Linked DNA regions of Mus musculus: all the other regions are linked to region 1. A link is a loop called in an ENCODE intact Hi-C map of the cell type or tissue named here. Cell type or tissue: gastrocnemius. All regions are shown on one strand.

The links. Hi-C counts contacts between places; a loop is a spot of excess contacts. Peaks named below come from ENCODE experiments on the same cell type or tissue, not always from the same donor. Only the 100,000 strongest peaks of a DNase experiment are listed, where the experiment ranks them.
Region 2: it touches region 1 in a loop (5-fold over the local background); 9 of 42 quality-filtered maps call a loop at or near these places.
Region 3: it touches region 1 in a loop (4-fold over the local background); 13 of 42 quality-filtered maps call a loop at or near these places.
Region 4: a loop joins it to region 1, with 6 times the contacts of the local background. A loop is called at or near these places in 13 of 42 quality-filtered maps.
Region 5: a loop joins it to region 1, with 2.2 times the contacts of the local background. A loop is called at or near these places in 10 of 42 quality-filtered maps.
Region 6: a loop joins it to region 1, with 3 times the contacts of the local background. A loop is called at or near these places in 7 of 42 quality-filtered maps.
Region 7: a loop joins it to region 1, with 3 times the contacts of the local background. A loop is called at or near these places in 12 of 42 quality-filtered maps.

Annotation. Positions count from the first base shown.
Region 1 is chrX:52,368,735-52,372,734 of GRCm38, reverse strand. All of the region lies in intron 5 of Gpc3 (glypican 3), which reads left to right. Among named protein-coding and RNA genes, the nearest start is that of Mir6384, 7.4 kb to the left of the region's middle. In gastrocnemius, a CTCF peak has its summit at 2,144; a DNase peak (open chromatin) is centred at 2,584; H3K4me3 peaks cover 668 bases; H3K27ac peaks cover 236 bases.
Region 2 is chrX:51,734,475-51,738,474 of GRCm38, reverse strand. All of the region lies in intron 1 of Gm35727 (a long non-coding RNA gene), which reads right to left. Among named protein-coding and RNA genes, the nearest start is that of Gm35727, 55 kb to the right of the region's middle. In gastrocnemius, a CTCF peak has its summit at 1,843 (motif pointing left); a DNase peak (open chromatin) is centred at 1,832.
Region 3 is chrX:51,905,694-51,909,693 of GRCm38, reverse strand. No RefSeq gene overlaps it. Among named protein-coding and RNA genes, the nearest start is that of 1700080O16Rik, 65 kb to the left of the region's middle. In gastrocnemius, no CTCF peak of the experiment used is centred here; no DNase peak of the experiment used is centred here.
Region 4 is chrX:51,765,994-51,769,993 of GRCm38, reverse strand. The region is part of intron 7 of Usp26 (ubiquitin specific peptidase 26); the gene reads left to right. All of the region lies in intron 1 of Gm35727 (a long non-coding RNA gene), which reads right to left. Among named protein-coding and RNA genes, the nearest start is that of Usp26, 33 kb to the left of the region's middle. In gastrocnemius, a CTCF peak has its summit at 2,352 (motif pointing left); a DNase peak (open chromatin) is centred at 2,342.
Region 5 is chrX:52,163,863-52,167,862 of GRCm38, reverse strand. Gpc4 (glypican 4) reads left to right here and starts at 2,940. Exons shown (of 9, transcript NM_008150.2): 1 at 2,940-3,247. The coding sequence starts at 3,088. In gastrocnemius, a CTCF peak has its summit at 2,355; DNase peaks (open chromatin) are centred at 2,047, 2,496, 2,821 and 3,414; H3K4me3 peaks cover 1,932 bases; H3K27ac peaks cover 1,813 bases.
Region 6 is chrX:51,893,644-51,897,643 of GRCm38, reverse strand. No RefSeq gene overlaps it. Among named protein-coding and RNA genes, the nearest start is that of 1700080O16Rik, 77 kb to the left of the region's middle. In gastrocnemius, CTCF peaks have their summits at 1,590 (motif pointing left) and 1,795 (motif pointing left); a DNase peak (open chromatin) is centred at 1,780.
Region 7 is chrX:52,085,783-52,089,782 of GRCm38, reverse strand. All of the region lies in intron 2 of Gpc4 (glypican 4), which reads left to right. Among named protein-coding and RNA genes, the nearest start is that of Gpc4, 77 kb to the left of the region's middle. In gastrocnemius, a CTCF peak has its summit at 1,837; a DNase peak (open chromatin) is centred at 1,839.

The DNA of each region.
Region 1 (4,000 bases):
TGAACACCCAGGGCTCACTCCAAGAGCATGAAAGAATGGCTTTGAGGAACAAGGCGGAATTCCAAAGCCTGGGGCTTGCCAGGTGAGTCAGCTAAGCTAACACCTTTAGCAGCTCTGTTTCCTCTGGCCCAAGACCTGGAGCAGAGGTGGGAGAGTGGAGGTGGAGGGGCAATAACCCTGCAGGTAAAAGGGTTTGAGACCTGCCCGTAACTGTAGCTAAGGGAACGGAGGCTTCCAAACGATAACAGGAATGTTTATCTTGTAAAGGATCTCAGCAGTTCCCATTGCTATGGAGTCAGTCTGCCCTTTGCTCTAGATCTCTGGCAATTCATTTGGACATTCAAAACAACATGATGAAGTATGAAGCACTTGACATTCCTGGCCAACAGGTTCTTCCTTGATAGACACTGTCCCTTGGATAGGTTTGGGTATTTAGTGCCTGTCGCTTAGCCATCAGAGTTCAAGTGCAAAGGCAAACAAAGAAAACTCTTCAGTGTTCTTTTACCTTGATCCTATGTTCTGGCCCTATAGAACCAGACTGAAGACAACTGAAGTGTTGGGTTTCTCTCAGTGTGGGCGTGGGGAAGTTGAAACTTCTCCTAAGTATTGTTCTCAAGGTTCATTTGGGTGCTCTCAGGAAGTTCTTTGCAAATGTTTGTTGAAGGTCTACTATCTGTCTAGTACTGTCTTTCATACTTTCAAAAGAGCTCTCCACTAAAACATTCCGTGTTCTAGGCACAGTTGGAAGCACATAGCCTATATAATCTCAACTCAATAGCATTTGTCATATCAACTAGTCCCCCACAACATGCTAGTGACATTATTCCTTACCTGTTTGAAGGAGAGCCAGTTTTATTTTTATTTGGGGACTGAACCATACATGCTAGGCAAGTGCCTTACCAGCCCTCTTTTTTTTTTTTTTTATCATTTTTGAGACCTGGTGTCCCTAAATTGCCCAGGCTGGTCTTTAATTCACCTGGAATTCCAGACAGGCTTTGAACCTACAGTCTTCCTGCCTCAGCCTTTAGAGTACCAAAGATTTCAGGCCTATATCCCCAAGCCCAGCTCAAACCAATATTTGAATCTATATCTTTGAATATAAGCCCAATTTTCTTTCTACCACATGACTTGGCCCTTTTGTAAACATGTTATATAGGGGGAGGGATGTATAGTGCTTGCCTGTAATCCTAGCACTTGGGAGGTAGGTTTCCTTGTCACTGTCCTGGATCCTTTGATGGCTAGACTGAGGTACAGGTGGTGCTGTCCCTGTCTCTATCATCCCCTCTCTGCTGAGCCAACTGCTTCTCCCAGCCACAGACTCTAATGGATAATATCAATTTCTTCACCGGCTAGAAACTATTCACTGCATCTCTGGATTTAAGTCATTGATATTCCAAGAGTAATCTTTTAGCCCTTTCTCAAGTGAGGTTTAAAACAAGGATAGAAATGAATTGACACTCACTTACTCTCCTACCATGTTAATGTCTTCTAAAATGAGATGTAAATGGCTTTGCATTCTTCTGATTCCTTCCACAGCATTTTCTTTCTTGCTACTAAAATCTCTGTAATTTCTGAAAGGCAATTGTGTGAAAACACAGGTATTTCTTGGAATATCGTGGATGAGTGTGCTGTTAGCATTGAAAATTTGCCCTGACGTTGTTTATAACTGTTGTGTTGCAGTTAGAAAAAAATGAAAGTGATGAAATATTTCTCTTTGACTATATCCACCAAAATCTAGGTTTAATGCTTGCAATCAGTATAGGGCCAGCTTAATGTACATACTGCAAGTCCCAGGGTAACCAGGGGTAAAAACTATTACCTAAACATAAATAAAAAAATGTCCACAAATCACTAGGAAAAATTGTCACTTTCTTTATTAAACACATTTAAAATCTCAGCTAACTTCATCTTTACTTTTATTTTTGTGTATTTATGCAATTAAGGCTGCATCTCCAACAGAAAACAGTTTTTTCTTAAAGCCTCTTAATAAGTTGCTTTTTGCTACTCTGTGTTCTAGGTTTTTTTTTTTTTAAGCTATTTGTTCTCTTTAAATTTTACCATTTTCCCCTAGTGCTTGTAAGCCAGAATATTTTTCAAGGATGACAGACCATTTATTGTCATGCCACAGTTTCTCCATAAGATGGTGCTCTGAGCATGCATGATCTATAGCTTTTTTTTTTTTCCTTGCTTGCTTTTTCTTTTTCTTTTATTTTTTCTTTCTCTTTTTCTTTTTTCTTTTTCTTTTTTCTCCCAGCCACAATCAGGCAGCAATTGAATGTAAACTTTTGTGAAATCAAATCCTTTTAGCCAGGAGTCAGTCCTTCTGAGATTTGTTCACAAACCCTTACCACCATTCTAATGCCTAGGGCAAGAAGGAAAGTGAAGTCTCTAGCAAGCCCCTTGCCCTAAATCAGAACCAGCAGGGTTAGGAATGCACGGGATATGTTTGAGGGACCTCTAAAGAAAAGAGTTTTATTCTGAGTATGAAACTTGTAGTATTCGCGGTTTGAAAAGTCCCTTGCTGAGTCTGTTTCTTCACGTACATGGCAAGGGGGTTGGACCCGCTGGTCTGTGAAGGCACTTCCATCTCCAGCGTTCTCCATTTGCATCTGCTGATTGCCTCAGCCAGTGCAGATTTAGGAAGAAAAGCTCGCCCATTTTACGCTTGTTTGACTCTATTCCTCTTTTACAAGTGCTCTCTTTGCTTCAACTGTCCCAGGACAAGCATGCCCAGATGTCCTGTTTTAATTAGGTTCCTTTTCTCTTTAAGGCTTTTACACAGGTTTCCTCCCCCCCCCCCTTCCCCTCCAGGCCTTAACCAATCTGCCTGAAAGGGAGAAACATTCTCCTTTTCAGTGCACAAATAGGGTTTTCTTAGTATCACGGCAGTCATTTTTGTGCTGAATAGATCCAAACAGGAGGGGGGGGGGATACTGCACGAAGTGCTTAAAGGTAACACCTCTAACATCATGCTAAATATATACAGCCAAGAAAGCACCCTGTTTCGGTGGAGGTGGGCATTTCTATTCTTTTATTGCCAGAAGCATATTAAAACTTCTGGGAAGAGGCAGTTGTGAAAGGAGGAGGACAATTAATCAAGCCACAGAAAAGTATTGCTAACCAGATAACGCACCATGAAAATCCCCCGAGGCTAATGAGTGTTCCTGTCTCTGGCATCCCCTAAGAATTGAGTGGGGCAGATGAATTGGGGCTATGATGGCTCAACCTCATTCAAAGACTATCATGAACTGCAGGCATCAGCAGCACTGCGGAGACCCATGGAAGTGAAATGCTGAATGAATTCATTAACTGCAAACTCCAGAGACATCCCTAGCTGATTCCCTTTGGGCTTTGACCCTCAGAGTACACATGTCCCATGAAATACCCTGAGAACACACCATCTGTGTCCCTTTGCTATTGCAGGGAGGCACATGTGCTTAAAGTAAACACAGTCAATTTTTTTTAAGTTATTGAACAAAAGAAATGATGGAGTGAAGTAATGGATAGATTAAACTGGCTTTAGAAATCGTTCACTAGATATACACATATCTGAGCATCACAGTGTACATGATAAATACATTCAAATTTTGTCAATCATGGTTACAAACGCTGAAAAAAACTGAAGTTAACTGTGATGTGCAATTCCATTTATTTTTTTTTTAAATCTAATAGTTACATAGGTTTAGAAAGCTCACAGGAGGGACTGAGGATGTGACACAATAGCAAAGGACTTCTCCAGTATGAGCAAGGCCCTAGGTTCAGTTGTCAGCACCACACAGAGAAACAAAAATCCATGGTATAAAATACAGAAGATAAATCAAGTTGTAAAATACATAAGCAAGTCTTGCCCAGCACTTATTGAAAGTAACAGCTGCCACTACTTTCTTGTTTTCTGTACATATTTGAGCAGTTTTATAACACATGAGAGTACAGGTGTTCTCCTTTTGTAAAAGATGGATCCTAGGACCCCTGGTTGGTTCCTTAAAAGAATGATAGTACT
Region 2 (4,000 bases), 630 kb after region 1:
CTTTTAGGGAGTTTCCCTCTCAAACTTCCATGATTCTAACATGTAACATCAACCCCATTTCTCTTTAGTGATTTGCTCAGTCACTCCAATTAGATTAGTGTCTCTTGGGAGCTGGAGACATGGCTGAGCAGTTAAAAGCACTTGCATCTTCTAGAGGACTGGAGTGCCTTTCCCAGCATCAACTTTGAGCTGCTGAAAATTGCCTGTAACTCCAGTTCCAGGGGATCTGAGGCCCTCTTCTGGTCTATATGGGTACCCACAAACACGTGGCATAAACACAAGATGCACCTAAGTAAAAATAGTAGACACCTTTTAAAAACAATAAAAATAAATGTGTGACTTGTGTACGCATGATTTTTTAGTGTTGTCACATGTGTTCAGGTCAGAGGACACCCTTATATGTCAACTCTTGCCTTCTACTTTGTTTGAGGAAAGGTTTTTTTTTTAAATATTTTTATTAGGTATTTTCCTCATTTACATTTCCAATGCTATCCCAAAAGTCCCCCATACCCTCCCCCACCCACTACCCTACCCACCCACTCCCCCTTTTTGGCCCTGGCGTTCCCCTGTACTGGGGCATATAAAGTTTGCCTGACCAATGGGCCTCTCTTTGCAGTGATGGCCGACTAGGCCATCTTTTGATACATATGCAACTAGAGTCACGAGCTCCGGGGGTACTGGTTCTCTTCTTTTCTACTGTATGCTGGGCTAGCTAGCCCACCAGTTCTAGGGATTTTCTCTTGACTTTGCTTCCCATCTTCACAAGAAGTACTTGGATTACAGACACATGTTGTCATGTATGGCTTTTAATAGGTTCTGGAAATATGAACTCTGATCCTCATGTTTGGGTAGCAATTGCTTAACCTCTGAGCTTTATCTCTTGGCCCAGATTAGCCCCTCTTAATGCCAGTTTGCTCAATGGTACAAGGGGACAAACATGTGTAGTTGGCACTGTCTCCTTCCAGTGGTGTGGAACCCCTGTTTGGAACTCTTTGTGTGGAAGCAGTCTCACCTTGGGGACTAGTCTCAAAAATAACTACAGAATGAAAATCAAAATCTTAGAAGGTAGAGCTTTCCACATATGAAATTTTAATCCATAGCTGAGAATGAGGAAGAGGGCATCATATTATGGTTTCTGGGCAAATAGGACCTTATGAGATTTAAATACAATCCGGGTAGGACATTGGCACTGCAACTGGGTTTTTCATAAAGTAGTCCACATTTCAACTGGACCAGCTATTTCTGGGCAATGGATTATTCTCTGATGCGATGCAAGGCTGTTTGGAATGTCACCGTGTTACATTAGGCATTCTGTAAGTCCATAGATGATGGGGCTAGAAGAATCTTTACTAGGGAGGATAAACATTAATTATGTGCACGAATTTATCCAAGGAAAGGAGGACAAGTGTTTTGCCTCCTTTTCCCCCTAAAGACAGGTCTGCATCCTCCTGAGGGAAGGCACCGTATCCGGGTCTTCCTGCACGTCTTCATCATCAAGAGGTTAGACACTCAGTAGTAGAAAGCTTTAGATTCCTGAAAGGAAATTTGTGTTGTTTTGCCTATGCAAACCCTTCACTCATCCCTGTCATTGTGGCCACTTTATTTAGCAGTTCATTCAGCAAGTACTCAGGTGGCTGCAGAAAGAACCTGACGGACCTTTGCTGGGTATATCATACTGTTTACCTGATATGTTCATGGTATGTGTCCATTCTGAGCCATCGATCTATATATGTCTTCCCCACACATCCTCATTTCAACAGTGCTGACCCATTCCACAACACAACTGGCAGAAACTAAAGCAGCTTCCTCCACAGTGTCCCTCAAGTGCCCTCTACTGGCCAGAGTCAACATTGCACATAGAAATGCTTATGTGAAATTTGGCTGTTATCCACAGACCATGTATATAGAAGGATGAATTTAGAGCCAACAGACTATATATATTGTTAACTGCACAGTCACCTCAATATCATCATGATTTTGTCAATGTGCTATTGTAAATGCCTGAGCCTCAGTTTTCTGACTCTTGGGAAATAGTTTTAAAAGTGCATTCTCCAATCCTAGGTCTATCTGTAATGTGAAAGACTTAATATCAGGTATGTTTTAAATAACATAATCCTGAATATTTAAAGGTGATTAAGTCTCTTCATAGTATTACCTAACACTCCTAATTCTTCCTTTTTCTATCCCAGAGAATATTTCACTCAAAAGTTTCAAAATAAGCTGTATATACATATGAAACATAAGGAGAACTTATTAGAGAACCCACAGCTTTAAAGCTCTATCAAGTGAGATATCCAGGACTTTTATACTAATACACTCCAAAATAATAATAATCATAATCATAATAATAATTATTATTTTAAAGTAATGTAAGTTTACTGTTATTTGTTGGGCTACATTCACAGCCATCCTCAATTACATGTAGCCCACTGGCTACCACTTGGTAAGCCATCAACATGTCTTCTCATGCATGGGGAGCACTCTTGTGCCTCCCTTTATCAGTGTCTACCCAGGTGGGTTGTGGTTCAAGATACCCATGTGATTGTTCCCAATTTCTATAAAATCTTATGCCCTTACTTGAGTGAGTGTGGGGTTGTATTGTGTGGGTATTTTTGTTTATTTGGGAAGGTTTAAGCTAGATATGGGTAAGAAATTTACTTCTTTAAAAATCTTTGCTGGTACCCTATGGGAGGAACAACATTATGAACTAACCAGTACCCCCAGAGCTCTTTTTTTTTTCCATTTTTTATTAGGTATTTAGCTCATTTACATTTCCAATGCTATACCAAAAGTCCCCCTTACCCACCCACCCCCACTCCCCTACCCACCCACTCCCCCCCTTTGGCCCTGGCGTTCCCCTGTACCGGGGCACACAAAGTCTGCGTGTCCAATGGGCCTCTCTTTCCAGTGATGGCCGACTAGGCCATCTTTTGATACATATGCAGCTAGAGTCAAGAGCTCAGGGGTACTGGTTAGTTCATAATGTTGTTCCACCTATAGGGTTGAAGATCCCTTTAGCTCCTTGGGTACTTTCTCTAGCTCCTCCATTGGGAGCCCTGTGATCCATCCATTAGCTGACTGTGAGCATCCACTTCTGTGTTTGCTAGGCCCCGGCATAGTCTCACAAGAGACAGCTACGTCTGGGTCCTTTCAGTAAAATCTTGCTAGTGTATGCAATGGTGTCAGCATTTGGAAGCTGATTATGGGGTGGATCCCTGGATATGGCAGTCTCTACATGGTCCATCCTTTCATCTCAGCTCCATACTTTGTTTCTGTAACTCCTTCCATGGGTGTTTCGTTCCCACTTCTAAGGAGGGGCCTAGTGTCCACACTTCAGTCTTCATTTTTCTTGAGTTTCATGTGTTTAGGAAATTGTATCTTATATCGTGGGTATCCTAGGTTTTGGGCTAGTATCCACTTATCAGTGAGTACATATTGTGTGAGTTCCTTTGTGATTGTGTTACCTCACTCAGGATGATGCTCTCCAGGTCCATCCATTTGGCTAGGAATTTCATAAATTCATTCTTTTTAATAGCTGAGTAGTACTCCATTGTGTAGATGTACCACATTTTCTGTATCCATTCCTCTGTTGAGGGGCATCTGGGTTCTTTCCAGTTTCTGGCTATTATAAATAAGGCTGCTATGAACATAGTGGAGAATGTGTCCTTCTTACCAGTTGGGGCTTCTTCTGGATATATGCCCAGGAGAGGTATTGCTGGATCCTCCGGTAGTACTATGTCCAATTTTCTGAGGAACCGCCAGACTGATTTCCAGAGTGGTTGTACAAGCCTGCAATCCCACCAACAATGGAGGAGTGTTCCCCTTTCTCCACATCCTCGCCAGCATCTGCTGTCACCTGAATTTTTGATCTTAGCCATTCTCACTGGTGTGAGGTGGAATCTCAGGGTTGTTTTGATTTGCATTTCCCTGATGATTAAGGATGTTGAACATTTTTTCAGGTGCTTCTCTGCCATTCGGTATTCCTCAGGTGAGAATTCTT
Region 3 (4,000 bases), 460 kb after region 1:
AATGAGCCTTTCACTTACTGATGAAAACAGTACAGGGAAATGTAGCCGGTCAGACAGAATTAACTTGCAGGGCATTACACACACATTACCCCTCCCCTTGAGGGAAACAATAGCACTATTAAGGGAAGAGCTCCATCATAGAAAATGCTTTCATCATATGTGGCATTCAGCTTTTCCAATGTTCTTTTCTTCTGTATTAGAGCATATTCATTGTACATGCTATTGTCTCACATAAAAGTATCTTTGTGCAAATATAAATGGTAGGTGAAGCGTATTCCCCCATCCTCCTATCCCTTCTCTGTCTCCCCCACCCTCATTAATCCAACTTGTTTTCCTAGACACTTTCACGCCTACTCTCAGGCCGTCTATATGCATGGATAAAGTCTAGGATCTTTAAGCAGTTCTTTGGAGAAACAAAGTAAGATTAAATAGGCTAGCTAGGGCAAATCCATAAATATAGACTGCATGTAAGCTGAAAACCAGGTCTTTCAGACTAACACTTCTGCAGACAAGGAAAGTGAGGCTAAAGACGGAGAAAAGAACTTGTGCAAATCACATGGGTCACAAATGGAGTCAGCAAGTAGCCTCCAAACTGCCTTAGTGCTAGGAAAAGAATTTTAAATCAGCAAAACTAAGCCACATGCCTCACAGAGTGAACAAAGGCAAGGCCAATGCCATCCCAATATGGCTTTCTAAATCAGAGTTCTACAGATTCCCCAAAACAGAAACTCCAAACAAGAAGAGACCTCTCTGTGCTGATGGAGGCCAGATCAATCATCTAGTCTTCTTGGTTATAGCTAAAAGCTGGTTATTGGGCAGGGGATGGGGGGTTAATCCTTTCTCTCCCAATTATTGCTTCTACTCTACTGAATTTATATGAGGTAACACAGACATCTATTCCACAGAGCAAGCTCATGAAAGGTGTGCTCCCAGAGTGAATTAGGTAAAAGGAGAGTGGGAAAGGAAGGAGATAGGCTTCTTTAACTCCATGGTTAAAGCTAAACTCAAACATATGAAGTACCTGAGGCTAAACCTCCTGGCATGGTCCCATCCTTGGCACACTATCCAGAGAGACCTACTGTTCAGCAGATACCCCAGAAAGGCATGCCTCCCCAGCCGGTACCTTTCTGGATGTATATAGAGGTACCGAACAATCACTGAACATATTGGCGTTTGAATAACCTGCAGTTTGAATAATGCCATTGGCCCAAAGACTAGGTATTCACGTTGTGAAAACTACAGAATAATTTGAGTTTGTTGAGGCTAAATATTGTATCATATACTAAGCCACTGCAAAGTAAAAGCAGTGCATTAGCTAACTTTCATGTTGCACGGATATAATACTATGTCAAAAGAAACTTAAGAAAGGATTAGTTTTAACTAACGGTTCCAGAGGGATAGAGTCCTTCGGTGTTGGAGAAAGTAAGGTTTGGTGAAAGGGACAGGAAGTGACTGATCACATGTTTCATCCACACGGAGGAAGTGGGGCAAGGTTATAAACCCTCAAAGTACCTGCCACTAAGCTTCACGACCGTACGTCAGAGGTGAGAACTCATGCTCTCTAACATGCTCCCATGTGCAAGCACACATGGGCGCACACACACGTGCACATACATACATACATACAAACATACATAAATACATAGATTCTTTAAAATATATGAGTAATGGAATGCTTAATGTGTGGCAGGCACTCTGCCATGCACAGGGGATCCAAACATGACTTGCTCCCACCAAAGCTCACAGTCAAGTGGCCAAGTAGATAAACACAGGACTGCAGAGCAGTGTGACGATAATAATGGCTTCTGTGCCTTAAGCCCTCGCCACATACCAGGCACCAGACTACGAGCTGCCATCCGTTATCTCTTTTCATCCTTGTAACGTCACTACCAGTTAGATGTGTTACCCAGGCCCCTTTTACAAGCAAGAAAGTCCTGCCTTAAATGAGCTCATCCATCAATAACAGTGTAAATCAGTGGTGTTAGCCACAGGGAGCAGAAGGCAGGACAGTTCGAGCTAGATCTAAAAGGAGTCAATGCTTGCTCTGTTCCCATGGAAACCCACTGGGTAGCATACTTTTATCTGGGAGCTTTGCTCTGTTGTGTAATTTGGTTGTTTTGAAACAGGTTCTCATGTGGTTGGGAATGACATCGAAGTTCTAGTCCTTCTGCCTCCACCTCTCAAGTGCAGGGATTTCATGCGTGCACAGTACCTAGCCCTGGCTGGGGTGGCTTTCAAAGATTTCACATGCTTTTACCCAGCAATTCCACACTGAGGACTTTATTGAGAGGAAATACCCAAGAAACGGGTAAAGTCTCTCTATAAATAGGTACTTTTTCTCTATTACTAAATAGCATCAGAAAATAACACACTTAACAAGGGAATAGTTAACTCTACTATGGTCTCTTTGATCAGCAGACCATGGTATCAGAGAAAAATTTTAAGTGATAATTAAGAAAATGATCTAATACCATAAAAAATACTTATGCTATGATGTCAACGTAATAGAAACAAGATGGTGCCTTGCATTTTCCTTGTTAGTGCAGCTATGGAGAACTTGATATGTATAGCTAGGGCTGAAAGGGGTGTGTATTGGTAGACTTCCATTCAAGATATTGGTTGGAGTGGGGTGGTTAGTGAGATGACCTAGCTGTTAAAGACACTTGCCATCAAGGCTGATGAACTCAGTTCAATCCCCTGAATCCCATAGGGTATCAGGAGAAAACTGACTTCTCTGTGAGTTGTTCTCTGACCACTACACACACACACACACACACACACACACACACACACACACACAAAATGACACTTATACCTTCACATGGATGTCTGCACACATAGAGACATGAAAAAAATGAATAAGTAAGTATAATTCTAAAAGGTAAAGTGATGGCCAAGTGTGGTGATGAACATATTTAATCCAGCACTCAGGAGGCAGAAGCAGATGGATTGCTTTAAAGTTGAGGCCATGGGGTGGGTGTTCAGGCCTCCAAGAGCTACAAATAGAGACTCTGCCACAGACAGACAGACAGACAGACAAACAAACAAAAAGTCTGGGATCTGGTAGAAATATTTGTTTCCTCAATACAGTCTTTAATATTGTTAGAGACAGGAATGTGTTTTAGACATGTGGGTAAGGGTAAGAGACCCCTGGAGAAGAACAACCTTTACAAACTGGCAGAGCTGATTTTCAGTGAGCTGCAGGCAGGTAGAGGCTATACCCTTGTCTCAGAAGAAGACATCCTCGAACTAGCGGAACTGACTATCCAATGAACCTTCTCTCAGCACTAAAGGTAGAAGCTAGATTTAGAAAAAAAAAATGTGGGTTTAGCCCAATGCTGGAAAATTAGCTAAGCAGCTCTCCTGCAGACGAGTGCTGGGCTGGGCCTTGAGAACACACCTTCTGTGTAATAACTGTCCTTCTTTCTAAGTTGAGCTCAGAAGTAGTGCATTTAGAGAAGCCCCGACTTACCAAGATACTAGGGGACTTCCAGCCATTTCTTTTCTCACTATTTGGCTGTATCTTCTCTTTCAAGCCTGTCAGCTGGATTTGAGAAACCCTCCCACATCCTGTGTTCTTATCTTCCACCCAACCAGAGTCCCCAAGCCATTTAACCAAAGAGAAGCCCCTGAGCTCAAGGCCCTACACGTTCTCAAGCCCTCTCCTTTATAGAGAGCTGTAAAAAAGAAATAAGCTTTCTCCCCTATTCTACTGCCTTTGCGCCTCAAGACTGTGAGACTTGGGAGTCACTGGCTTGGAGTAACTTGGGTGGTCATTGAGTTTCTGAAGCTCTGGTTCTTCTCTGGGTTAAGGCCACCCAAGGTAAGGTTCATTTGCACTCGAAGACCCTCACAGTATTATTACAGGATAATAAAGGGAGATTTTTAAAAAAAGACCTCAAGTATTTGCCTGATTTCAATGTGTCTTTTACTCATTCCAAAACGTCATTTTCATTGGAAAAATCTGAGATTTTTTTTTCAATGGATTGACTATGGAAAA
Region 4 (4,000 bases), 600 kb after region 1:
AAAAGCAAATGGTAAATAGCAAAATAAGTCCTTCCGGTCATGTCTTCTTTATCCAATAAACTCAGTAGATTAGTGCTGTCTGTCGACTGCTGTGTTCCATGTACTCTGCACCATGGAAGAGGTGTTAGACATGTGGGAGATCGGAGTTAGGTCACTGAGACTTCAGTAGCTGTCCCTTGAAAGTACATACATTTTCTAAAACTGGCAGTGTATTAAACTATGCCTACTCTAATCTTTTATAGATCATATATGTATCCAGTAGAATAACTATTTACAGTTACTTGTCAGTTATTTAGGTTGTTTCACAAATAATAAATGGTATATCAACTGTTTTATTATTTGCATACATGGATACATGTAGCTCCTGCTACTCTTAATTTCTTAAAATAAGTTAGTTTGATGCTTCCTCAGATGTTATTAATCACATTGTGGCTGTAGCTAGAGGTGAAGATATCTCCGGAGAGTAAACATTACTCTTTCTCCCCTAGATTGCAATGCTAACTGCGCTCTTCTAATAAAAGAACCTTAATATGGAAAACCGCATGCTTGACAGCAACCCACCACTTCAGCACCCTAATTAGAACATGTTGAAAATCCTGAGTATTTGTGGCACTTTTTTTTCCCCCACCTAAAAATTGATCCTTACCAGTAAATCATTCCCCTAGGGTCTATCTAGCTTCTCTGTATGGTTTTATCCCCTCAACAGAGAAGTAAGTAGCCAAGCAGCATAAGCATCTATACATTGAAAATATCCTGGACCCTCTCCGAGATCCACTTTCTTTGTTTACACATAGCCATCCAGAAGACAGAAGTATACAAGGGATTAGTGAGTTCTGAACGCAGACCTTTGCTATGATGACAGACATATTGACTGTATGTACTTGATAGCAAAAGAATACAAGGGAATTTGATCAAATCAGTCATTTATTCATGAGCCTATTTTCATCTTTTGGGAATGAAGAACTTGGACAAATTTTTACAGCATAAATTTTATGCTTCCATAAAGGGCATAGCCCTGCTTCAGTGTTTGAAACTTATAAAATCAACACTCTCAAATGAAAAAGGACACGAGAAATTTCTGAAGACAACTACAGTAAAAACTATCTAGCACAACTCACTGTCACTTCCAGTGAGAAAATTGCAAGTTCTCAAAGAAGTTTTCATTAATTCTGACCCTTGTCAAGAGTCACTGAGCAAATCGATACATTATTGATTAACCTACTCTTGTGAACGTATTTTTCTTCCTTTTTCATTTGTATATCTATATGATTAAGTGACATATCCCATACAAGCCTGTGTAATTACTGAGAAACTTCTTGGGGGCAAGCATATGTGGGTCACATTTGTGTTTTGAAGAGACAAATAGGCTATAAAAGAAAGAATCTGTATTTCTTGATACTGTTGGCTTTAAATTGGCACCAGGTATAATATGTCAATATTAAATATTATTTGTTATACCATTTGCATAGTCACAGTCATGAAAACCCATGGGCATGTAATACAGAAAAGTTCCAATCCAAATATTTTTGAATGGATTCAAGAACTTGTTAGTTACCCCATGCCTCCTAAATGCAAGCCAATCCCATCATTTTGCCCTATAAATAAATGATATTTTCTTTTTGAGTTATTGCTCTTTTCTCATTTATTATATCTTTACCACAGTTTCCCCTCCCTCTTCCCCTTAGAAAAGAGCAGGCCTCTAAGGGACATCAACCAAACCCAGCATAACAAGCTACAATAGGACCAGGCATATACTACCACATCAAGGCTGGACAAGGCAATCCAAAAGTGGGAAAACTGTCGTACAAGTATACCAAAAGAGTCAGGGACAATCCCAAGTCCCACTTTGAGGACTTCCACAAGAACCCCAAGTCACTTAGCCATAACATATATGTAGAGGACCTAGGTCAGGACCCACCCCCACCCCCCTTACAGGCTCCCTGATCTCAAGTTTCCATGAGTCCCAGTCAGTTGATTCTCTAGGCTATGTTCTTGTGCTATGTCCCTGATCCCTCTGGTTCCTCCATCTCTTCCTCCTCTTTAGCAGTACTAATTGTATTTAAAGATAGTAAATATTAAGACTATTTCAAGATATTTTTAAAATAGAATGAATAAAGTCAACTTGAGATTTTTTTTCCTATTCAAAATTTGGAAGTCATTCTGATAGATTTTTGTTTGAGCCCTGGTGGCACTTACTACATTTTCCAGGTTCTTTTTGCAAACAGTGGCTATTTAAAATTCTCTTACCAAGTTTTAAACCTGGAATGTGTTTATTCTTAAGTCAGATGAAGATTGACTTCCCTGCCCTCTTTGCCTTGGTAAGGAAAATGCTGTAGTGCCCCCTTGTGTCGTGTGGAGTCTAAAACACCCCTGATTGAACCCCAAAGCTGAATCTACTCCACTAATATCCTTAAAGTGTCTCCTTGCAGCTTTGGGGGTAAGGTATGGCATTGCTATAAAGTCAAGTATAAAGGAATCCTTGTAAGATGTTATGTTCTGCTAGATAAAAACTTGAACTTGCTCACTACTCATTTGGAATGAGATGTTAACTCTTCAAAATTGTTCTAGCGGTCATAAATGTTCCAAGGATGACGTTGACCCAAGGGAGATTATTAGAATAATGGATGGGCTTAACTCTTATTACCACAGGCTGTCTTTGCCTGTTTCTCATTTGTTTTCCTTACTTAGACTTCAACATCCTACTTTCACCGAGGCATATAGTACAAAAAAAATCTTATAATTTATCTTAGATTTTCCCTCACAAGAGGAGATGCTCAAGTTTCGGGCATAAATCCAAAGTCAGTATCTATACATATATCACCATCTTCTTACTTGTGATACTTGTTTCTTTTAGAAGAACTGTGCTTTGTGGAACAGGAACCTAGATTTACCTGGGCTTTGAAGTTGTTGCTATGGGATAGAGCCTAAACCTATTTATGTTGGGTAGTAGCTCTCTTTAGTCACATGTCAGGGGTATATATTAGCAAATGTAGCAAAGAATGGTTTGGACAAGAGAATACATGGATTGTTGGACGCAGACTGATAGTTCTGGGCAAAGAGCATCAGCATGGGACATCATATAAAACTGTGCTTAAAGGTCATCCTGGGAAGACAATTGTAGTTCGGTAAGTTTGTACACAAAGTGTGAGATGGGCAACTGTATATAGGAGTTTTGGGGAACCCAAGGAATCCTCTTGCAGTGGCAGTTAATATTTAGTTGGTCTACCTTGAACTGGCTACAGCCCTACCTTTTGGTTCATCTTGATGAATATTAGAACCAGTGAATCCCCATATAAGATGGTTCTAAAGCTTTTTCTTTTTCTTTTCTTTTCTTTTTTTTTTTTTTTTTTTTTTTTTTTTTTTTGAGACAGGGTTTCTCTGTGTAGCCCTGGCTGTCCTGGAACTCACTCTGTAGACCAGGCTGGCCTCAAACTCAGATCAGAAATCCACCAGCCTCTGCCTCCCAAGGGCTGGGATCAAAGGCGAGCGCCACCACTGGCCGGCCTAAAGCTTTTTCAATTCAATATTAATTTCAACTCCTAATCTTATTTCAGATGCCCCTGAAACTTGATTACCTTCACTATTGTTCAGATCATATGCTTACTGTTATGTTTTTAATACCAAACTAACTGCCCACAAGACTGACTAGCAGCCTTGGATTCTCTGTATCTCTGAAAGAATTCAAACAGATGACATTTTCTTTATTCTCTCCAACTTTAGTCTAGACTGTGATCTCTTTAAGTTTAATGTTGCCTTGTTGTTAAATTTGGTCCTAGACCTACCTTCTCATTTTGTTTTTAGCCTTTGGTAATTAGAGAATGTGGATCCACAGTAGTGACAGGCACATAGAAACGGCTTGAGATCATTAATACTGTGTCTTAACTAGGGTACAACATACTTGCTAGGGAAGGAGTAAATTATTTTCTGGACAAACTTTTGCAGTGATATTTTGCTCATGTTATTTGATGGTTACTGCTCCATTGTGGTTCTCCTGTACTTT
Region 5 (4,000 bases), 200 kb after region 1:
CAAACGTGAAAACCAATCCACAGTCATGCGAAGTTTAACAGTTTGAAAACTCTCCGCATTCTTCCAACCCTGGTGAAGGTGCTTCTCCAGCCTCCTTTGGTGAGCCAGGGAGGGGGAGGGGAGAGCATCAGGAGCTAGGGCCATCTGAAAAGCTTCCATCTGGGTGATATTTGTTTCATAGATTGCCAGTTGTTCACCCTGTTTGTATTTAAATGAAAGGAGGCTTTGAAGTGGGAACCGCCTCTGAGCAGGGCTTGGGGTTCCTGCCTTCCCTGGTAAAGTTCAGACTTGTCCAGATCTGCCTGTAGCCAGAGGTTACTGTTTCTGGTAGAAAAGGCTCAAGTTTTGGTTAATAATACACTAAAAGGAAGAGCATCAGTGACTTGAGGGGGGCAAAAATGAGTTCCTCTTGCTGTGGGAGGCAATGTTCCAATGTGGTCCTTTTATACGTTAGGAAAATCCCTTTCTCTTTCATTGTCAGAGATTTATTTTATTTTTCTTTATTTTGAAAGAGGCTCATATGTAGCCCAGGCTAGCTACAAATTCCTTATGTCCCTGAGGCTGGTCTTGAAGTCTTGATTTTCCTGCCTATACCTTCTGGAATTACAGGTGTGTATCATATACCCAGTTTGGAATTTCATTTTACTATTAATGTTGGTCGCATCTCAGATCATATTTCCCTTGCTGAGGAATATCTTTATGTATGCATCAGTGGATGTTAAGGTGCTGTGCTAAGCGCTAGCAGTGCCAGGAGGACCTCATGGTTAGCAGTTTAAGGATTACCTGGATTATTTAAAAGTTCCTTGAATTCAATGGAGCTGAGTGTGCATAAATTAAATGTGTTGCCAGACATAAAAAATTTTAAGTCACAGCTGGGTGTGGTGGCGCAGGCCTTAAATATCAGCACTTGAGAGCCTGAGCCCAGTGGATGTCTGAGTTCAAGGCCAGCCTGGTCTACAGAGTTCCAGAACAGCCAGGGCTACAGGGAGGGAGAAAACTCTACCACAAACAAACAAACAAACAAACAGAAAAGAAATTGGAAGTCCTACTTACAGACAGGTCACAGTGTGTCTGTTCATGCTACTGCTCTGCAAGAGTTAATATATTGAAGAGGAGTCTGCAGTGGGCATTCAAAACACCCTCCACAGCTCCTCACCTCCAACCATGTCAGCACGGTTTCCAAAGAACAGTGGAGGAAGTCTCCACAAACCCTCTGAGGGCGATAATTGTAATGATGGTTCGTATCTTCACCCTATGTAATTTTATGGGAATTGAGAGTCTAGCCAAATAATAAGCTCCAGCCCTTTTCATCTGCCCAGTTCCCAGCACACTCCCGAAGTGTCTGAGGCACTTCTCACCCTGAGCTCTTAAAGCAGATTGTAACAATAACAACAGTAATGACAAGTTCACAATCTGCACGGTTCCCTTCATTAAAGGAGCCCTGGGAGCTTCAAAAACACTCATTAATGGAATCTGACAAAGCTTGGAAGGTGGGAAGACTCACCCATTCCCAGTTTTTCTTGTGACTAAATGTAGAACGGGAAGAATTGGAAATACTGGGCTGTCATTCCCTGCCACCACTAGAGTCTTTTCATTCAAGAGTCTTGGGACTTTGGACACATTGACCTTAGGTGAGTGCTAATTCTTAGCGTTTCTTTCTTTCTGTGGGGTGTCAATTCCTATACCCTACACAGGGCAGTGTGGGGCCAAAAGTTTTTCTGAGCAACCTTGATTTAGCTCCATCTCCTTGAGGTTCAGTGATTGTTTTCTGGTCAGTTTCAGAGTTTGTGTATATTTATTGCAGAACTTAGGGTGTGAGCGTGCGTTGAACAGTGTGTGGGGATGAAGCAGGTGAGAAGATGATTGCTAGAGTTAGGGGCTAGCTTGTGCTCTTGGGGGAACACTGTGATGGGTCAAGGGGGGCTAGGTGAGCCTCTCAGCCCAGCTGTGAGTTCCAGGTCCCCCGGCCCCCACCCCGCGTTGTTTGGATCAAAGCAATGCCAGTATGTGAGTGTGCCTTCCTTGCCCAGGTGTTGGTTAGAAGTGGCCCTGGATGCTGGGTAGAAGCAGCGAGGCTGGTATTGGGGCTGGAGGGCTAAGTGCTGCTCAGGCCCATGGGGATAGCCTGTCAAGTGGCTGTGGAGAAAGGCTTGTGGCTCAGACAGGGGCTCAAGGCCCCAAGATCCAGATCACCAGGATCTCTTGAGACTTGGCCCCTTAAGCGGGAAGAAACTGCCCTTTCCTCTCTTGCTGGGGGGGGGGGCGGGGGGCAGGTTCCCCGCCTCTGAAGAGGAGGGCAGGAGGGAGGAGCCCAGCAGGGCGTGTCGCAAGAGGGAGCGCCGCGCGCCCCGTGCGGGCCCCCTAGGAAGTGGATTTGGCCCGCTCCAGATCCAACCCAGCTTCCAGGTTTTCTCCCGGCCCGGCCCTGCGTGCTCCCGCCTGTCTCGGGCTCGCCCCCCCCCTCATGCCCGCCCCCTCCCTCCCTTAGGGCCGCCCCGCTTGGCCAAGTTTGCGGAGCCTCGCTGTGCGAGCCGGGCCAGTCAATCAGCGGCAGAGCTGAGAAGGGCACAGCCGTGCGGCCGAGGGCAGTGAGCTGAGCCGGGCTGGGTGAGCGGAGCAGCGCCGGGTGGCTGAAGCCCCGCGCCAGCGATCGCCCGCCGACGCCGCCCACACTCTGCTCTTCTGCGACGCCTGCCACCTTCCCTTCCTTCCCTGAGCCCCTCCGCCCCTGGCTAGCTGGCCCGGGTTCTCTAGCCTTCGGAGTCCCGAGGTCACGGATCCTCTCCCTAGTCCCTTGGGTCCCGCGCCCATTCCACGCCTTTTTCCTCGTACCGCACCCCGGCTGGGCGCCTGGCACCGGGGACCGTTGCCTGACTCGAGGCCCAGCTCCACTTTTCGCCCGCGTCTCCTCCTCCTGCCCTCCTCCTCCTCCTCCTCCTCCTCCTTCACTACCAACTTCAACTCCCCGGTTCTCGCTCCGCTCGTGAGTGTTCACTCCGCGCCTCTCCGCCCGCTCCGCAGCGCTGCTTTCCATCGGGTCTCATTCTGTCCCCTAAAGGTGGGAGCGCGTCCGTCAGGGTCCGCACCATGGCACGCTTAGGCTTGCTCGCGCTCCTCTGCACCCTGGCCGCGCTCAGCGCCTCGCTGCTGGCTGCGGAGCTCAAGTCGAAAAGTTGCTCGGAAGTGCGACGTCTCTACGTGTCCAAAGGCTTCAACAAGAATGATGCCCCCCTCTATGAGATCAACGGTAGGTGGGAATCCTGCACTCTCCCCATTACCGAGCGGTGGGCACCCCGGGAAAAGGGGCGCCCCCCCCCACGCCGCATCAGGTAGCCGAGAGGGAGAAACGGGCAGGCAGGAGAGCCAGCCCCGGCTTTGAGCGGGCACCGCGAGTGGAGGGGCGCCGCCGGTTTATTCAGTGCCACCCAGGTCCTTTGCTGCTGCCCCCCACCCCAGCCCTCTCACTCCCGGGAAGCCACTAGGGACTCTGGCCCTCAACGTGCGTGGCTTGGGCTCTCTCGCCTTTTCCGGGTTGAATTCTTTACTGGGTTCCCCGCTTTGTTGTGTGGGTGACGACGAGGCCGAGTGGGGGCGGGGTGGGGAACCTCCTGGAGTTTGCAGATTCCTAGGGGCGCAAAACGTGAGACTTGAATGAGCCGCTCATTGACGGTCTCCTAAAATTCCTCTCCCCGCCGCCTCTCTTCCACCGCTGACACGGTTTAGTTTTTAGGAGCTGCAAGGGCTTTAGAAGTCACCTTTAAAAAGCGAACTCTTCTTACTCCTTCAAATCCCGACTTTTGGGAAGTCTCCAGCTTTCCGGAAGGTGTTGGATAAAACGGGTATTTCCCTTCCTTTTCTCTTTTCTCACCTCATTTTAAGGGTTAATTGCACTTTCAATTACAGACCTTTGAAAGGACTGATTACAGGAAACCTAAATCTCAGTTTGGAGATGGTTATGCAAATGAAGATGGCTTTGCCTCTGAAAAAGTTCACCGGATTT
Region 6 (4,000 bases), 480 kb after region 1:
CTTGGAAGCCAGGCGCAGAGTTAGATGCCTGTAATCCCAGCCTGAGTTACAGGAAACCCTGTCTTAAAAATAGCAATAGTAAATGAATGAATGAATCAGTAAACAAGGAGCATAACTGGCACACCTCGTTGGACAGAAAAGGAGAAAAAAAAATCCGCCTTGTTTGAATGTAAGCAAGGCATGTAGGCAGTTCCCCTCCTGTTTCAACATTTCTTCGACTGCTGTTTACTTACTGGCCATGGTTTTCTTCTTGATTTAGTGGTTACTGTTTGTTCCCCATGGTTTAAAATGTCTTCAGCCAAAGCAGCCTTTGTGAAGCCCCCAAACAGATGTGCTGTAATCTGAGCTCGCCCTTAAGCTGCTATGCTTTGTCTCATCCTGCTTCCTGCTGTCAGGGAGCTCAGGTTCTGCCTCTGCCTGAGGCTGATGGCTCCTAAGAAATTTCTCCTTTTCCAACTTTGTCAGCGCCCCGAGGGCAGGAACTGTCTTCTTTCATTTTTTGCAGCCCAAGTCCCTGGCAAAATGTTTACCATCGCATAATGACCAGGGTATACTTTTTTGAATGAATGGGTGAACTTTAAATAAAGCTTCCATCTCATTTGTGGCTCAGGAACAGGCCAAGACCAAACAACATTTAATGCAATATATATGACATAAATGCTAGGCTTTCGTTCCCTGTCCCTACTGTACTCGTTCCCTTCTAATGTGTTCCATTGCCAAGATTTATTTAATTAGAACCTGAACTATATAGGAAAGCATCAATGTAGATACAAAAGACTTGACCAAGTCTTCATTTTGTAAAGGACACAGTCAAGAAATGGACAGGGCAGTTCACAGGATGGAAGAAAATGCCTGCAAGTTATAAATGATAAGGACCCAGCATCTGGATATAATATAAGAACACATATAATGCAACCACAAACGGCAACACACCCAGTTAATACATGGGCAAGGCATCTGATTGGATCTCCCCGACTCTTGAACGTTCTGCCATTCCAAATATGATGTGCAGAGGGAGATAGACCCGGGCATCTAAGGGGGTAGTAGGCAACAGATACTCCACCTAAATGAAAGGGAATTTTTAAAAAGAGCTCAAATGGGATGTCGCACGTCTGTAATGCCAACCCTGAGATAGGCAGAGGCAGGAGAAGCAAGAGCTTGAGGCCAGTCTAGCCCATGTGAGACAAAACAAGAAAAAAAAATCAAAACAAGATGTCTCAGCTGTTAAGGACACTAGTTACCTCTCCTCTCATTGATGTCCCACAAGGCCATCCTCTGCTACATATGCGGCTGGAGCCATGTGGACTCTTGGACTCCAGTGTAGGGGAATGCCAGGGCCAGGAAGCAGGAGTGGGTGGGTTAGTGAACAGGGAGGGTTTGGAGGGGAAATGAGGAAAGGGGATAACATTTGAAATGTAAATAAAATATCTAATAAAAAATCAAAACAGAAAATTAAAAACAACACAAAACAAACAAACAAAAAACCAAAAACCAAACCAAACCAAACCAAAACCTAGCTGCTCTTGCAGAAGATTTGGATTCTGTCCCCAGCACCTGCATAGCAGCTGACAAACAGCGGTAACTCCAGTTCTAGGATAGTTGGTGCCCTCTTGTGGCCTTGATGGGCATTGCACAGATAGGGTGCACAGATCTAGAACTAGGCAAAACACACGAAAAGTAAAAGTAGACAAATTTTAAAAATACAAAGCAAAGCGCGGGGTGGGGAGACGGCTCAGCAGTTAAGAACGCTAGTTGTTCTTCCAGAAGATCTGAAAACGTTCCCAGCACCCAGAACTCCAGTTCCAGAGGATCTACTGCCCTCTTCTGGCGCCTTTGGTAACTGCATGCGTGTGATGCTCAGACATACATGCATGCCAAACACTCATACACACAAAGTAAAACCAACCAAACAACAATGTACTTTTAATTTTTTCTGTTCTAATTTTTTTTTTTGGCTGTCCTGGAACTCACTCTGGAGACCAGGCTGGCCTCGAACTCAGAGATCCACCTGCCTCTGCCTCCCAAATGCTGGGATTAAAGGCGTGTGCCACCATTGCCTGGCTCTAATTCTGCTTCTTAGTAGCAGAAATTCCATTCAGCTTATTGTCTGTATTCTTGAAGTAATCTATCTCCTTTGGCTACTTTCATTATGACATTTGGATTTTGATTGCACATGTATTTTTGCATTCTAAATTCATTTGATAGTGTAATCTCTCTAAGTATGTTTTTGCATCTACTTTTCATGCTGCGGTTTTTAAACTAGTTCTTCTTTTTTTATATCACAGTAATATATTAATATGTGGTCTGCCAGACCTGGTGATGCAGGCCTACCATGCCAGGTTGTGGGAGTACCTGGGTAACTTAGTGAGACATGTTATAAAAAGTAAAAAGGTGGCTGGAAATAGTAAGTCTTCAACTTGTATGGAATTTGTTGCACTGCATACTTCATGTTATAGGTCGCTATTTATTTGACTCTCATTGGAATGCAATAGTTACAGTAATGCTTTGTTTTTCCAATATTCTGTTTTCTCTGTTTTACTGTACGTTGGGTTATTACATAGTCAAAATTGTTCTGGGTCACAAACATGTTTAGTGAAAAGTAAAAAGATGTATACTACCTGCACACTCTTCAGCATTTAAAACGCAAATATCAGTTCTGTGAGGTGACTCAGCAGGTAAAAGGTACCTACTGCCAGTCTGATTGCCTGCGTTCTAGCCTCAAGACTCACATGGTGAGAGAGAGCTGATTCTCTTGAGTTTTCCTCTGACTCTCCTTATGTATACACACATACATACATATGTGTATGCACACGGGCTTACATGTGCACACACACATACATAGACATGCACACACATATACACACATACATATAAACACACACATACACACATGTACATCCATACATACACGTATGTATACATATAGATTTGGTGGCTTTTATTTATATTTGGCTTAAACGCATTGTTTATTTTCTGAAGAATGTCCCTACAACCTTGTCAACTCCTGTAAAACTTTTCTCAGGGGCTTTCATTTGTGCTCCATTAAATTTCTATGCCAACCCATGTGACTTCTAACAGCTCCACTCTCCAGCATTATTCTTCCTGGTAAATAGCATCATTTATTCATGTCTTCCTTTACTTGTCCCATTGCTGCTTTATAATTTTCTTTCAATATATCTCTATTCTCTCAAATTAAGTGAATAACCACATCCTTACTATTTTGTCACGATTGGGAGCCCCCTTTTCATTATATTGTCTAGCATTGTGTCACTCTTACTGGGAATTCGACAGACTTTTGCCATTTTATCTTATATGATGCTACTTTGCCAAACATATTTATTATTTTTAATGAATTTTGTGTTGATGTTTTAGACATCTCCCTTATATAATCCTGTCACTTCGGAATGTTATTTTTATTTCTTCCTTTCACTTATTTATAACTCATTTCTTTTTATTCAATCTCATTTTATTGCAAAGTTAATTAAGACTGATGGAAGCGACAGCCTTGTCATATTTATGTTTTTAATAGAGCATTCCCTGTGCCTCTGACTCTGGGTTTTAGGCTAGGCATGTATAGCGCTCCTGTTAAGGTAGAAAATCCCTTGTGGTTGTTTTCTTTTGTTTCATCCATGGAAGTTTGGCATTTTAAGAAGTGTCTCCTCAGCAACTTTTGAAATATCCAACGTCAGCAGAAGTGTTCCCAGGGAGAGGGTCCTTAGTAACCTTATCTAATGAAACCCTCGCCTCCACTCCCACGCCACCATATGATACTGTAGTAGTTCCTTTACAGTGCTTGCTGCCACGTGTAATGATCCTAGTTAGTTATGGGGCCTGCTTGCTTCCCTCGCTCATCAAGCTGTTAGCTCCAAGATGAGTCTCCTTGTCTGTATCGCTCACAGCTGCATTGCTGTAGTGCTCAAGGCTCCCTGTGTCCTCAGTGTGAATTTCTTGGAGGCATAATTGAGTATGGCTTTTGTGCTCCCCGCCCCCGGAACATAGA
Region 7 (4,000 bases), 280 kb after region 1:
TCATTTCATTTTTAAAGGGAAGACATCTGAGGGTTAATATAAAGCATTTCATATAGGCTTCAGCTTGAGGGTGGAGAGAAAGAGAAAGGTGCTCAGCAGAAAGGAAGACTCATCCAAGAGCATAGGTGTGGGCTTCTCAAAGAGAAAGTTGTAGAATATAACACATACCCAACTCTGGGTATAGACTTGGTACACATATCTTTCTCTGGAGTAGAGCCCAATGTTACTGCCTATAGGTCTGCTAGTTTAGCTGTTTTCCCCTTCCCTCCCCATGAATTTGTAGCAGTATACTACGTAGCATGATTACAATGTGCAAGCTTTCTTTTAAAGAAAGCTATATAGAGAGCTATTACCAGTAAGTGTTAACATATGCTTGTTTTTTTTAAATATAGAAACAATTGTTCTCATTTAATAAATACATTAAAATGGTACCTTTATCAGTTCCAAAGCATACTCAAAAATTATTATAAAAGCTCATGCGTATGTCTTCTGGCTCTAATTTAAAACGTGGCAAAGACAATAAAGTTAATGAGTACCAATTAAAATTTGTTGTAAGCCGCTGAAATCTGTTTGGTCTGGAGATCAGAACAGAGCTGGAATACTGTACACATTTTAAGTTTTCTGATACAATTTTCTGTAATAAAACATCAGCTGTCTGGTACTTAGCAATCCTTTAGTGGGTGATGCATCAGTTGTTTGGCTGATGGATATATTTTTAAAAGATCCAGGATGTTGAGTAAAGCTCTTTAGGGTTATTTCAATTCTCAGAAGTCCAAAGGTGGGATCAAAGAATTGTCCAAACTCTGATTTAAAAAGAAGAGAAACCTGTCTTTGATGTAAATGGAGAAGCAGCAACTGGACAAAGAAACAAGATGGTGGCTGGGGAACAAAGAAGGATAGCAAAGTTACTCACAACACCCACCTGGAGATATATAGTGAGGAAATAGCAAAATGATGGAAGGCAAATAGCAAAAACAACCAGACAAAACCAAACAAAGCATAGCAATAGGTCCATTAACTTCCAAAGAACATCTGGCTGTGTCCAAGCCTAAAATGCAGACTCACAGAGATGATTTTGAGCCCTGGCAACTTTCTGTGTTCTCAAAATGTATGAGTGTGCACGAGGTTAGAAATGGCCTTAGTTGCCTCAGGTTTTGTTCATTCTGACTCCATTGCAAGTGAGTGCTGTAGTACCTGCTCTGGCAATAATGGACTTAGCAAATGTGAATGACAAATCCTTTTGCCTATTTCTTTGTCTCTAAGGATTTGGGGGGAGGCTGGTTGAGTTTTGTTTGTTTGGTGGTTTTTATTTATTTTTTCTTTATTTTTTTGCTTCCATACTTTCCATTTTCTGCTGTTTTGTGTGTCTCAAGTAAATACAAAGTTTATAAGTGGATTTGTACATTCAAAGCAGTGCCTGTATGTTTTCAGAGCTAGGTAAATTCAAGAAAACACCTCATTTGGCAATACCTCCATGTAGTACTTTCAACCAGTTTCTTGGGTTTATTTTAAAATATTAAACTTTTATTAATAATAACAATAATAAGTATTCTTTTGTGTGTGTTCACATGGTGTGTTCATTGCACAGGGTGTGTTGATGTCAGGCATCGACTTTCAGGAGTCAGTTGTCTGTTTATATTGTAGGTTTTCAGGATCAGACTCAGCTCATAACTACTGAGCCTGTGTCACTGGGCCGCTTATGCTTTCAGTATGTGCCTCTGGGCGTGAGGACTGGCTTCTGTAGTTTTCTGTCCTACAGGCTTTTTTGTCAACTCTTTATCTTAAAATGGTCCTTGAGTTAGAGCGTTAGAGTGACAGGGGTAGCTGCTCCCCCTCTTGGCCAGTCGTGGGAATTTTTTGGTAATAAAACTGCTAATTAGCTGAAGCAGTTGTCTCATGAATATGCTAATCAGCCAGTGAAGTGGGTATTGGGAGAATTACTTGGCAAGGGGAATGGAAATAGAACTGGAGCATAATCCATGTTTGGGGACTACAACATAAAGACCCATCCCCAAAGGTCGGCCGTTTTGTGAGACTCATTGTTTTTAAAAGAAACATGGGTTATTAAGGTGATCAAAGCTGCTGTGTTAAATACGTTTCTGGATTACATAATAAAATGATATAATAACCACAAAGAAACACAACTGCTAAACAACTCCCTGAATTAAACTATTTGCTAGATATTTTGCACATTAAATCGTAAGGATCTAAAGATGTCACCTGATACTCATCTATTGGGAAAACTCTTGTCATTTTAGGAGGAAATTAAGCTACTTTGATTGGGAGGCAGAACACAACGAATTGTCAGCCTGAATTCTGCAGCAGGACCCTTTGTGACCTGGGGCAATTAACTGGGTCTCAGTTTTCCCATCCATAAAATGAGGGGGTTGAGCAAGATGCTCCCTCAAAACCCTTTCAAATTCTAAAAATTCTGTGAATCTTTTAAATATGGGACTAGACCAGCTGCTTTAGTGAAAGGTCCTATAAGATGTTAATTAGCCATCTGTATGGTACCCTCTTTTTCATAACCCTCAACTACTTTCCCCAGGTCTTTCTTTGGAAACTCTCCCGTGAGCCCACAGCTTGTTAACTTGAATAATAGTAGAAAATTTCTAAATTAGCTTAAAATGCACATAAAAGACATAATTGTCCATCCCATCTCTCGGCCTGCACTGTGTAAGCTAGAGTGGCCCCCGCCACTCTCATTGTGCTTATCTCGCACAGGCATGACACGAAACACTCCAGACTTAGCTAAAGCTGTGTTTTAATCACTGTAGTTCATTCATACCAGTCATTATTTCATTAAGCCAATAAGAAAAACCAGTGTGGAGACTCGGGGCTGAAGGCATTTGAAGTCATAGGCCTCTGAAAGTAATGACCTCAATGAAAGCGAGCTGTCTATTCACCTTCAGTGACAGATACATTTAGGTGAGCTTCATGGCCATTAGCGAAGTTGAAATTTCTAGAATTTTCCTAGCCCTGATCTTAACTATATTTTAACTTCATGAATTTGTTATTAGGGTGAAGAGTTTGTTGCTTACACATAATTAATAAAGATCTTGTTTTAGGTTTGGAAAAAAACCCTGACTCATTTTGAATATTATAGAAATACATATAGTAACACAAACACAGATGGTTAATTTTGTTTGCTTTTGTTTTTGGAGAAAGGTTCACTGTATAGATCAGGGTGGTCTTGAAGTCACAGGGCCCACCTGTGATGAAAGGAGTCCATGACCACTGCTTGAGTTTTTAAAGATATTATTATTATTATTATTTTGGTTTTTTGAGACAGGGTTTCTCTGTAGAGCCCTGGCTATTCTGGAACTCACTGTGTAGATAAGGCTGGCCTTGAACTCAGAAATCCACCTGCCTCTGCCTCCCAAGTGCAGGGATTAAAGGCGTGCGCCACCACTGCCCAGCTTATTTTTAATTATTTTTATTAATTATTATATGTATGTGTTTTTGTGTGAGTATATGTGTAGGGGTGCAGGTGCCCAAGGAGGCCAGACAAGAGCTTCAGATGCCCTGGAGGTAGAATTATAGGCTGCTGGGAGACACTTCGTGTGAATGCTGGCCATTGAACTCGGATCCTCTGCAAGAGCAGTGTGTATGCTTAATAGCTGAGCCATTTCCCGACCCCCTAGATTGGTTTTTAATCTTCACTTCAGATTTCAATCCTTAAGACTTTAAAACAAGTATTGCTGTTTGAAACCTCATTACAGTGTGTTGGGCAACAATTCACAGGCAGAGTAGCCACAAAGTACAAAGAAAGACATGAAGCCATCTGGCCTATTTAAAAATGCATTGTCCTAGATCACACTAACTGCCTTTGATTTCTTTGGAATGCACTGCTATTTTTCTCATTTTCTTTTCCATCCATGTGACACGGACCTGTGTAGTTTTGCTAAACACTTTAAACGGATTTACTTGTTAATATTTATTTATTTATTTATTTATTTATTTATTTTCGAGACAGGGTTTCTCTGTATAGCCCTTGTTG